Regions from separate parts of the Homo sapiens genome. Here region 1 is linked to region 2. Evidence: chromatin loops called from intact Hi-C (ENCODE). Cell type or tissue: heart left ventricle. All regions are shown on one strand. Links, peaks and the distances in the headings refer to the core of each region. The heading gives the core; the rest is flanking DNA.

Region 1 (5,364 bases), core at 265-5,264, 68 kb after region 2:
ATGAGCTTGTTTTTATACCCCAAGCATGATGTCTTGGGTATAGTGGGAGCTTGGTGAATGGAGGGATTAATTGCAGATTAGTTGGAGTTCGCCCAGCAGAACCTGTGCCTTGTCCCATTCTCACTCCCATCTCAGTCCCCAGAAGGATATAGAATGTGAGAGAGGACATTATGTAATCTGGGGACCCACAGACATATTCTGGTTGTCACTAAGCCAACGTCTGTGTGCCACTGTGGCCATCTCTGCCTCGCCTGACCTGCAGGAGGGCGTGCTGACATGGAGAGCTGTGTTCAGGAGTCAGGACCCAGTTCTAATTCTTGACTCAGGCGCTGGTTACCAGGTGGCTGTGAGCATTTACCCGTTTGGGGCCTCAGCTCCCCCACCTGTAAAGCAGCTAAGTGGTCAGTGTTAAAATCCCACTCAATTATCTATAGTGCTTTCTCTCAGAAAGCAGAGTGTTACTCTTCATGGAGGAGAGGAAATGGCCCAAGCGTGCCGCAGCCTTCTCTGATGATTAAATCCTGAAGAGTACAAATGTTCCTGCAAGCAAATGACACAGGATGAAGAATGTGAAGTTGAAATGGGTTTTGGCTCATGGCTGAAGGCAGGAGCCTAAATTTGTTAAAGAAGCACATAAATAAATTAAAAGCATCATGCGTTTTTATTTAGCCCAAATGCATTTCGGTTGCTAGTGCTTTTTGAGCGCGGTTGCCGTGCATGCGTGTGCATCTGTTGGTCACTAGTCACCTGCTGCGCGCAGGCTCTGGGAGGTGAGATTCCCCAGGGTTGTAAGGTGCACACACAGCCTCTACCCAAGAGCACTGTGATGTAGAATTTGGATTTTGGGGGAAAGTGCTTCTGAGGACCCTCGGGGCCAGGGAGCTTCTCTTCCTGGGGGCTTCCCGGTTGCTAGGCTGTGTAGGGGAGCCCTCGTGACTGCCTTTCTTCTTCCTGTGTTGCTGGAGAGGGCTGCAGATGCCTCCCTGGCTGAGCTGGAGGGTGCTCCCCTAGGCTACCACGCCCTGTCTCTGGGCATGGGTACCCTCGTAGCGCCAGACACGGGTGGATTCCCGGCAGATGCACTCACACGGGCAGTGGCAGTGGTTCCTCAAGAGTGTGACTTGGAGAGAGACTGCCTTTTCCTCCTGAGCCCCTGATGCTCCCAGAAGCTCCCTTTCCTGCTGTGACATACAGGGATCAGAGTGGCTGGCCCTTACGCCATGGGAGATCTTCTCGAAGAAGCTGGCAGGAGGGGCTGGCCATCTGCTTCCTGAGGCCTGCAGACCTTCCTCTGAATGCTCAGTTTTAATGGAGGGGTCCTGGAGCGGAAGGGAAGTTTCTAGGTGGCTGTCCTGGGTGATTCAGAGTGAGGAAGACCTTCCTTACCATTGAAGTCTTCTGGAAGCAGAAGGGTCTGGGGAGCTGCCAGCTCCCTGCTGGCGGGGGTGTCCTTTTGAGGCCTGATGGAGACAGGCTTAGGTGTGGGGTTGACTCAGTGTCCCTGGACTTGCCCCTTTGGACCTGGGCCTGTGGGTGTGGTTCTTGGCTCAGGCCTTTTAAACTCTGCTCTTACAGTTTCTCTGGTGGTGAAAAGCTAAACTCTGTGTTAGTGTGTTTTCACGCTGCTGATAAAGACATACCTGAGACTGGCGCTTTACAAACAAAAGCGGTTTAATGGACTCACAGTTCCACATGGCTGGGGAGGCCTCACAATCATGGCGGAAGGCAAGGAGGAGCAAGTCACATCTTACCAGATAGCAGCAGGCAAAGAGAGAGCTTGTGCAGGGAAACTCCCCCTTATAAAACCATCAGATCTCGTGAGACTCCTTCACGATCACAACAAGAACAGCACAGGAGAGACCTGCCCCCGTGTTTTAATTACCTCCCACGGGGCCCCTCCCACAACACTTGGGAATTCAAGATGAGATTTGGGTGGGAACACAGCCAAACCATATCAGACTTCCAGGGCCAGACACTGGGTTGGTCTGGTTCTGCCCTAGAGTGACATGTTTAATAAGTGACGACTGTGAGTGGGTGACCCAGACCTACAGAAGGGAGCAGACAGGCAGAAGATGAAGACAGGTGGCACTGATACAGCAGCGTGTCTATATTATATGGAATTTCCCTAGGAAAAAATGAAGTTGGCCCCCAATCCCTGTTTCTCCATCACCTCCATTGCCCCATGAACTCCTGTCTGCTCTTTAATTACACATTGTGGATGTTTGGCCCTGGGATACTTCATTGCCCAGGACAGATCTTTGAGTACAGGGGTGAGCTGACCCTACCACACCGAGTTCCTGGCCTGTCCTGTCCCTGGAGCTCACACCTCAAAGGAGAAACCCCTGATCCTGCCAGTGGGGGGCCTCCTCCCTGCTGCCCCCAGGGGCTGGGATGAAGTCAGAGAGGGAGCCTGAACACACCTGCCTGTGTGTTTTGCAACGGCTGCAGGTCCTGGGTCCAGCATTGTCGTCTGACAGGTGTTTTGGATGATGCCTGTGTTGAATTCCATGGGAAGTGTTAAGTCGGGAACCACTGCCCACCTCTGTGACCTCTCTAGTCACTGCGTCCCGCCCTGCTGAACACATCCCAGCTCCCTGGCCTCACAGCCAAGGTCCTGCATGCAGTGGGTGAGACATTCCCCAGGCCAGCAAGCCTTCCCGTCCTCTGCACCTCATCTGTAGATGAGGCTACATGGCAGAGATGGGCTCTCTCGTGGCACATGGAGAGTACTGATGCAGCAGTTGGCATGTCCTGATGTCCCAGCTCTGTAAGGAGACCCTTATTTGTCATATTCATCTACCAACTGGAGTCATATGGGAGGGAGTAAAGGTAGCTGCTGCCTTATCTGTGATTTCCAAGGGCCTGGGCCCAGAGCCTGGCAGCTACTGGATGCTCAGCGCACAACTTTATGTGTGTCTATATGGATGGATGGATGGCTGTGGGTAAGTGGATAGGTAGATGGGTGGACGGGTGGGTGGATGGGTAGATGGATGCATTGCTGGAAAGATGGATGGGTGGATGGATAAATGGATGGATGAGTGGACATGTAGATGGATGGATGGGTGGGTGGATGGATGGATGGATCAGTGAGTAGGCAAACGAATAGGTAGATTAGGTAAATGGATGGGTAAATGTTGGGTGGATGGATGGGTTGATGAACAGACAAGTGAGTGGATGGATGGATGGATGGATGGATGGATGGATGGATGGATGAATGGGTGAGTGGATGGATAGATGGGTGGGTGAATGGCAGAGGGATGGGTAGATGGATGGGTGAATGGGTGGATGGATGGATGGATGGATGGATGAGTGGATGGATGGATGGATGGGTGAGTGGATGGATGGATGAATGGATGGATGGGTGAGTAGATAGACAGATGGGTGGGTGAATGGGAGAAGGGATGGTTAGATGGGTGGGTGAGTGGATGTGTGGATGGATGGACATGTGGGTGGATAGATGGATGGATGATTGGATAGATGGATGCATCAATGAGAAGGCAAACGAATGGGTAGATTTGGTAATGGGTGGGTAAATGATTGATGGATGGATGCATGGATGGATGGATGGATGGATGGATGCATGGATGGATGGATGGATGCATGGATGGATGGATGGATGCATGGATGGATGGATGGATGGATGGATGGATGGATGCATGGATGGATGGATGGATGGATGGATGGATGGATGGATGGATGCATGGATGGATGGATGCATGGATGGATGGATGGATGGATGGATGGATGGATGCATGGATGGATGGATGGATGGATGGATGGATGGATGCATGGATGGATGGATGGATGGATGGATGGATGGATGGATGGATGGATGGATAGGTAGACAAATGAACCAATAGGCTGTTTCCTCCACCAGGCATACTCTTTTGCATATACTTTAAGGCCTTACTGGCCACCTTCCAGAGCTCCAGATGCACCACCTTGCTCCCATTCTGTCTGGTGTTTGGTCCCAGATGCAGTTTTATCTGTGCCACCTTTGCTTCCTAGTGCTTTGGGGCCTAGAGTCACCAGCTGGAACTGGAGTTGGGGAGTGTCCCTGATTGCCCCTAGCCCACACTCAGCAGGGAGCAGGTGCTTGGCAGAGAGCCTGTTGCTGTGGGAAGGGACTGGGGGCCTGGAGGGCTTGGCTGCTGGGTGCCAAGCGCTTGGTTGGAAAGGGAGGTTGTGGGGGCGAGGGATGGCACGTGCTGTCGAGCACACGACTCTCCTGGCTCCGTGCTGGGCCGGAGCCCCAGAGTCCAGCCCACAGGCTGTCAGATGCCGCGTGCCTCTCACAGGGAGAGGCAGGCGTCGGTTTCTGAAAACCAGCTGCTCTGGGTGAAAACCCTGGCTGGGATCCTAGTTCTTCTTATTTGACGTGGTAAAAATGTCAGTACATTATCTGTCCACCTTAGATCCTGCATTGGTGTCCTGAAATGTACCTAAAACGGTGGTTGGCCAGCTATGTGCTCAGCAGCCTTCAACATTAGGATGTGACGCACTTGGAAGCTTGCTCCTTCCTGGTTATCAGCCAAGACAGTGTTGACAGTTGATCGTTCAGTAAACATTATCTCTGCACATAGCGGTAAATGACACCGCAATAAATAAATGTTAGGGAGAAAATGCAGGCAAAACTTCACAATAAAAGCGAGGCATTTCTTGGAATTCTCTGTTTTCCCTGAGCAGGGAGGGCCACGGGAGGAAGGGGTTAAAAGGGCTGCCTCTGTGCTGGTGGCTGTAGATGAAGCCGTACTCTGGGCTCTGCAGTGTAACTTGCAGCCTGGTGATTCGATGGAGGGAGTGCCTGTCTTCTAGAAAGTTCCTGTGGTGATGGCAGGAGGGCTGAATTGGGCTGGGAGAGTTCAGGTGAGAGTCCGGGGGAGGTGGCCAGGTGGGGCCTCTGGGTGTGCGGGCCTCCGGGGATGCGGGACTCCGCCAGGCCAGGAGCAGCTTTTTGGGTGGATTCTGAGTTCGCGCCCCTGGCCTGGTGGGAAGGAGTTTTATTTAAAGATTATCACTTGATTTTTATTTTTGGGTGAGGCTGGGCCTGTTGAATCAGTCGTGTGCCAAGAGGACTCCTGCCTGAGAGATCTACTTTTACAGGTTTAAAAATAGCCGCAGAACTGCTTTCCTTCCTCCCAGTAACTTCCCTGTGCGCTGAGTGTCGAGGCTGGGTGGAGGGCTGCGTGTCGAGGCTGGGTGGAGGGCTGCGTGTCGAGGCTGGGTGGAGGGCTGGGCGTCGAGGCTGGGAGGAGGGCTGAGCATTGAGGCTGGGTGGAGGGCTGAGCATTGAGGCTGGGTGGACGGCTGGGCCTCAGCCCCACAGTCTGGGCCTGTGTAGGCCTGAGCCGATGCATCTCCTTT
Region 2 (5,364 bases), core at 59-5,058:
GGGCGCACGTGGCCACCCAAACAAAGGCCGCGCCGCGTGACCGAGCTGGCGCACGCGGACCCGCCAGGGCAGGCGCGCCCCCGCGGACCCCCGAGCCGGCCGCGGGGCGGGGGCGGGGCCGGGGTGGCGCGCGGGGCGCGGCCCCTTTAAGGTGCGGCGCGGGGCGGGGCGGCGGCTGCGCAACGGGGCCGGGGGCGCGCAGACTCCGCGCAGCGGGACGCGAGCGCGCGACCTGGCGCCGCCGCCGCCTCCGCGCTCGTGGCCGGGACCCGCGGGGCCGCCTCCTCCCGGCTCCCCGGCGCCGCTGGGCTCCCGGGCGGGCGGCAGGCGTAGCGCGGCCGGGCGGCCGGCGAGGGGGGCGCCGCGGCGGGTGGATGAGAGTTGGCCCCGATATCCGCTCAGGGTAAGCGGCGCGCGCGGACACCCACCTACCCCGACCTGGTTGCCCCGCGACCACTCTCCCTTTTGGGCTGGCGGCTCGCGACCCAGCTCACTCGGCCGCGCTCTCCCCGCCGCCGCCGCCGCCGCCCGGGCCCGAGCCGGCGACCCTCCGAGCAGGGCCCTGCGCGGGCGCGCCCCGCACACGCCCCCGGGTCCCGCGCGTCACGGCTGCTCCCCGCGGGCACCTGCGGCCGCAGGTCCGGGTTCTGCCCGCCGGCTGGGGGAGACGAGGACATCCCGGGGTTGCGGGGCCCGGACTGGGGTGGGGGTCGCCGGACCGGGGGTCACCGACGCTGGGCCACTGGAGGGGGACGGTATCGGCCCGGGCCCGCCAATGTCGTCCTGCCGATCCACTCCCGGGTGGGACGGGAGAGGAGGAGGGCGCCCCAGCCCCTGCTTCCCTACAGACGACCTCTCCAAAAAGTTGTGGGCGCTTGTCCCCTCCGTGCACCCCACTTTCTGCCCTGTCTTCTCTCCCTTTGTTCGGGATGTTGAGCTCATGGGGCTCTGCTGGGGCGGGCTGGCACCTTGGCTGTAGCCCAGGCCCGTGCGCCTGCCAGAACGTGGGGTGCAGTGTGGCAACCCCGGCCCGAGGCCCCACATGTCTAGAGCAGGACCTGCACCCCTGCCAGGTCCTGGACAAGGGAGGGAGGAGAGCCAGTTTGTTCTCAGCCGGGTGGGCTGGTGCCCCTGCCCTGTTGGCTGTGTGGCAGAAGGTGCAGCAGTGCCCCGGGGCCAGGGACCTGAGTGTGACTCCCCCAGAGCCAAGTCCACTTTTTCGGCTATTGTCAACCCTGCATCTCCTGAGGTAGGAAAGATTCGGTTTGGGGGAGACCTTTTGCAGGATGGGGTTCCCTTCTTGCCTGCCTTGTGTGGGTTAGGAAGAAAATTCAGAGGTGTCTCTCCTACATGCCAAAAAGGAGGTGCCTGAGTCCCAGCCCAGTGCAGCCCTGCCCTGGTGCTGGGCCTGGGAGGGAGGTCAGGGTCAGGGCTCTGTTGCCTCAGAAGTCGAGGGCAGCACTCGAGAGAGGAGTCTGGGACTTGCCTCCCTCACCCTCCTGCTCTGTGACCTTGGGCAAGGTAGTGAGCCTCCTGGGCCTCAGTTTCCTCACTAGCAAGTGGGCAGGGGCAGGTAAGAGGATCGAATGGGGTGATGTGGGCCTCCTCAGGCTGGGCTCGCCCTGGGTTGGGGTTCAAAATGGGTTTAGGAGGTCAGTCATGGCCTCTGCCCCGGGCGCTGTGGCTGAGCCTGAAGTCTGAAGTCTGTCTTCCTGACTTTTGTGTCCCAGGCCCATTTGGGGATGCACAGTCTGGCCAGGGTGTGTGTTCAGTTGCTGCCTCTGCCCCGTGCTGGGGTGAAACCACGTTCCCCTGTTGTTAGCTGGGACTCCCCAGATGAGTGACCTCAGTAACCCTGCCCCTCCTTCCTGCTGCACACCCTTCCGAAGACCCCTGCCTGGTCCAGGAAAGGGGCCCTGCCTGTCTTGCCTTGCTCCTGCCTTGGCAGCCATGTGGACCCTTCTGCAGCACTTTGTGGTCCCGGGGCAGACCTCGAAGCCCCACAGTCCTCACCGTGCTGGGCTCACAGGGAGATGCAGCTTGGTCCTGGAGCCTGGGAAATTGGGCACCTGGGGTCTCAGTGAGCCACCAGCCCTCTGCTCTGCTGCTCTTTCCTCTCAGCTGCCCCTATGGCTGATGCGTGGAGTGCGGCTGTCCCAGCCATGCAGCCTGGGGGCAGGCGGGGCCTGTCCGGTGATGTCTGTCTTGCACTCTGGAGAGCACGGGAAAGTCTCCAAGTTGTGGTGTGTTTCCACATAGCCCTGGGAGGCTGTTTATTCTGGGTCTCCTGCTGAGGGAGGTGGAGGACCCTTCACTGGGAAAGAACCAGGTGGTCTCTCTCCAAACCACCAGCCTTCCAGGCCTTCCCCTTAGTACCCTCCTCTTATCTGTGGAGCCCGGCGCCGGCGTTAGGTGATCTTTGCTCTCCGCTCTCCCAGGCTTCACCTTCACCAACTGGAAAACGAGGGAGGAGAATCAGAGCCGGTTTTCCTGAATCACCATTTCTGCTGTAGAATAGAATAGAATAGTGGTTCAGGCTCAATGAAAAGAAAGTGTTATTGGAGCCTAGTGAGCCTCTGCTGCCAGGGAGGGCTGCCAGCCTGAAGCCTGTTTTCTCTTTGGAAGGAGTATCAGAGCAATGTTAGACATGTTACAGAAACAGCAGCACCCCACTTGACGGGTCCTGGTGACTTTCCTGTTATGGGAGAACCTGGGGCCCCGATAGTCCCATGATGTGATCTGTGTTAGTGATTGTGCCATCCGTGTGCCCCCTCCCCTCCCTGGGGGCCACATGAAGCCCCCTTCCATCTCCCCATGTTTCTCTGTTTGGGTATTTCTCTCCGGTAGCCGAATCTACTGGGGTTTATTTGGCATTGGGGTTCCAGTCCTGTCATGACAGGGCTCCGGCCAGGGGCTCATTTTAGGAGGCTGCCCCATCTCGGGGAGCTGGGGAGGCGTCCCTGTATGTGGGCTTCTGTGTGTCAGGTTTGGGGTCTCCTGCCTAGTGGCCATGGTGGGGACTTGGGTATTTACAGAGCTCCTGTTGGTGTGGGCGTGTGCTGGCTGGGAGGGAAGACACCAGGGACTGGCTGGGTGGCCTGGTCACCCCCTGCCTGAGTTCCTGCCTCCTCCCCTGCAAGGCGGCCCAAGAGGCTGCTGCCTGGCCTCTTTAGGGGTAAGGAGACTGTCTCTGCAGAAAGCCCGGGGCAGCAGGGACAGTGTTGGGGTGTGTGGCAGAGCATCCCTGCTCCGACAGAAATTGACAGTGAATTGAGGGAGAGAAGCTGTGGCCGGGTTTAGTGAGTAACAGGCAGAAGGCAGAGGGTGCTCGCTGGGAAGCAGCGTCTCTTGCCTGGCTTGGAGATGGTCATCTGCTGGGCGCCTCCGAGGCCAAGTGGACCACTCACAGTGCTTTCGAAGGCCTCTGGTTTGGGCATCCCACAGGCTGGCTTGGGGTCTCTTTGGCACCACGGTGGGTTTAGATCTGCCTTTTCTTTGCCTTTTGGTGGCACAGCAATGGTCCTGAAAAATACTGCTTGTAAAGGAGTAAAAGTTCAAGTCTTCCACCGTCAGGTGTGGCTGGGGGGTCTGAGAGGAGGCCTGGATCTCCCAAGGGGACAGTTATGTGAACAGAGTGTCACAGGCCTAACCCAGCCCAGCGGGTGGGGCCCAGGCCAGCCTGTCACCTGCTTGGAGCCCTTGGCTGCTGGGGATATGTAATAGTTTAACTTGAGAACTTAGAGGCAGGTCACTCAGACTCTTAGAGACAGAGGTGGCGCAAGAAAATGTGGGTTTCGCCGGGCGCGCTGGCTCACGCCTGTAATCCCAACACTTTGGGAGGCCGAGGCGGGCAGATCACCTGAGGTCGGGAATTCAAGACCAGCCTGACCAACATGGAGAAATCCCCACGTCTACTAAAAATACAAAAAATTAGCCGGGCGTGTTGGCGCATGTCTGTCATCCCAGCTACTTGGGAGGCTGGGGCAGGAGAATCGCTTGAACCCGGGAGGCAGAGGTTGGGGTGAGCTGAGATCGCGCCATTGCACTCCAGCCTGGGCAACAAGAGCGAAACTCCATCTCAAAAAAAAAAAAAAAAAGAAAGAAAGAAAAAAGAAAATGCGTGTTTCCCTAATTGGAGAAAGCCCTGTTGTTTTGCCTTTGGTATCTCGGCATGTGGCAGAGGCCTGGGCGGACACTTTGGGCTGGTAATTCGCCACTAATGACAGTCCCGTCTACAGGGCTACTGTTCTGATTGTTTGGTGTTTGAGTTATAACCTAGGGTTGTGATTATGTTTAAGCCCAGTGATTAAAGTCCCCTGTGGTTACACAGGAAAGGCAGGAAGTACCGGCCTATCAAAAACATTAATAATAGTAATAGAAATCACTCATTCTGCACAGCAGGCCTGCGCTGAGTGTTTCACACGAATTGTCTCAACCAAGTCTGCAGAGCACACAGCTTCACCCCATTTTACAGATGAGGAAACTGAGGCACCGGGAGGCAGTGCCACTTGCCTAAGTCCCCAGTTCGTTCCCGAGCAGAGCTGGGATTTGCACGTGGGTGGCTTTGCCCCCAAGGCTATGCTCATAAACATTGCAGCCTTTCTGCCTTCCTGATAACCCTCCTCTAAGGGGGGTTTTGTGAGAGAAATATCAGCAATAAACTCAAAGTCATGATGAGACTTCTCTTTTTGCTGTCAAATGTGCAGTAAATAGCAAGATTCGGACAGCATGTCCTGCTCAGGGCCAGACAGCCCTCTAAGCATGAGACATGATTTATTTTCGTACCAACTGGAGGTAGGTGCTCTTGTTAGCTGCATTTCACGCAGGAGGAAGCCCTGGCACAGAGCCACAGGTTGCTGCGTGGTAGAGGTGGGTTTGGACCAATGGGCTGTGCTTCTAACCTAAGCCCCATATGCACGGGGGTTGGGCGGAGAGCGTGCTTGATCTTGCTGCTGTGTGTTCTTGGGCAAGACACCTAACCTCTCTGGGCCTCAGTTTGGTCACCTGTAAACGAAGGCCTTGGCCTAGGGTATAGAAGCCAGAGCTTGAGAGCTGGCTCTGGCCTGAGATGGCCGCGTCTGCACCACCTCCCACAGGGAGGCCCAGGTGGGTGGAGAGGCCTGGCTGCCACTTCCCTAGAGGAAGCAGGTCTACTGAGGAGCAGTGCTGGGGCCTTGGCTGGGGCTGGGTGGGGCTGGGTGTGGAGGCCATGGGTGGTCGAGGAGTGAGGGCTTCTGGGATGCACTTTGCAGTGGCCGAGTCACTGCCCTCTGTGAAGTGAGGTCCAAGGAGGCAGAGCGTGGGGCTGCTGGGAAACCGTGAAGCTTTGTGCTTGGTGAATTGTTACTTGTCCCTGGGGAACAG

What was found. A loop is a pair of places that touch in the nucleus more often than their neighbours do. Peaks named below come from ENCODE experiments on the same cell type or tissue, not always from the same donor. Only the 100,000 strongest peaks of a DNase experiment are listed, where the experiment ranks them.
Region 1: it touches region 2 in a loop (2.4-fold over the local background); 25 of 110 quality-filtered maps call a loop at or near these places.

The regions. Positions count from the first base shown.
Region 1 is chr22:46,645,148-46,650,511 of GRCh38, forward strand. All of the region lies in intron 3 of GRAMD4 (GRAM domain containing 4), which reads left to right. Among named protein-coding and RNA genes, the nearest start is that of GRAMD4, 27 kb to the left of the region's middle. In heart left ventricle, for the core only: no CTCF peak of the experiment used is centred there; no DNase peak of the experiment used is centred there; H3K27ac peaks cover 1,447 bases.
Region 2 is chr22:46,576,888-46,582,251 of GRCh38, forward strand. It overlaps a transcript of GRAMD4 not described here. Among named protein-coding and RNA genes, the nearest start is that of LINC02925, 38 kb to the left of the region's middle. RefSeq lists a silencer at 161-360 and an enhancer at 4,961-5,040. In heart left ventricle, for the core only: a CTCF peak has its summit at 2,150; DNase peaks (open chromatin) are centred at 144, 688, 2,165 and 3,074; H3K4me3 peaks cover 3,783 bases; H3K27ac peaks cover 4,312 bases.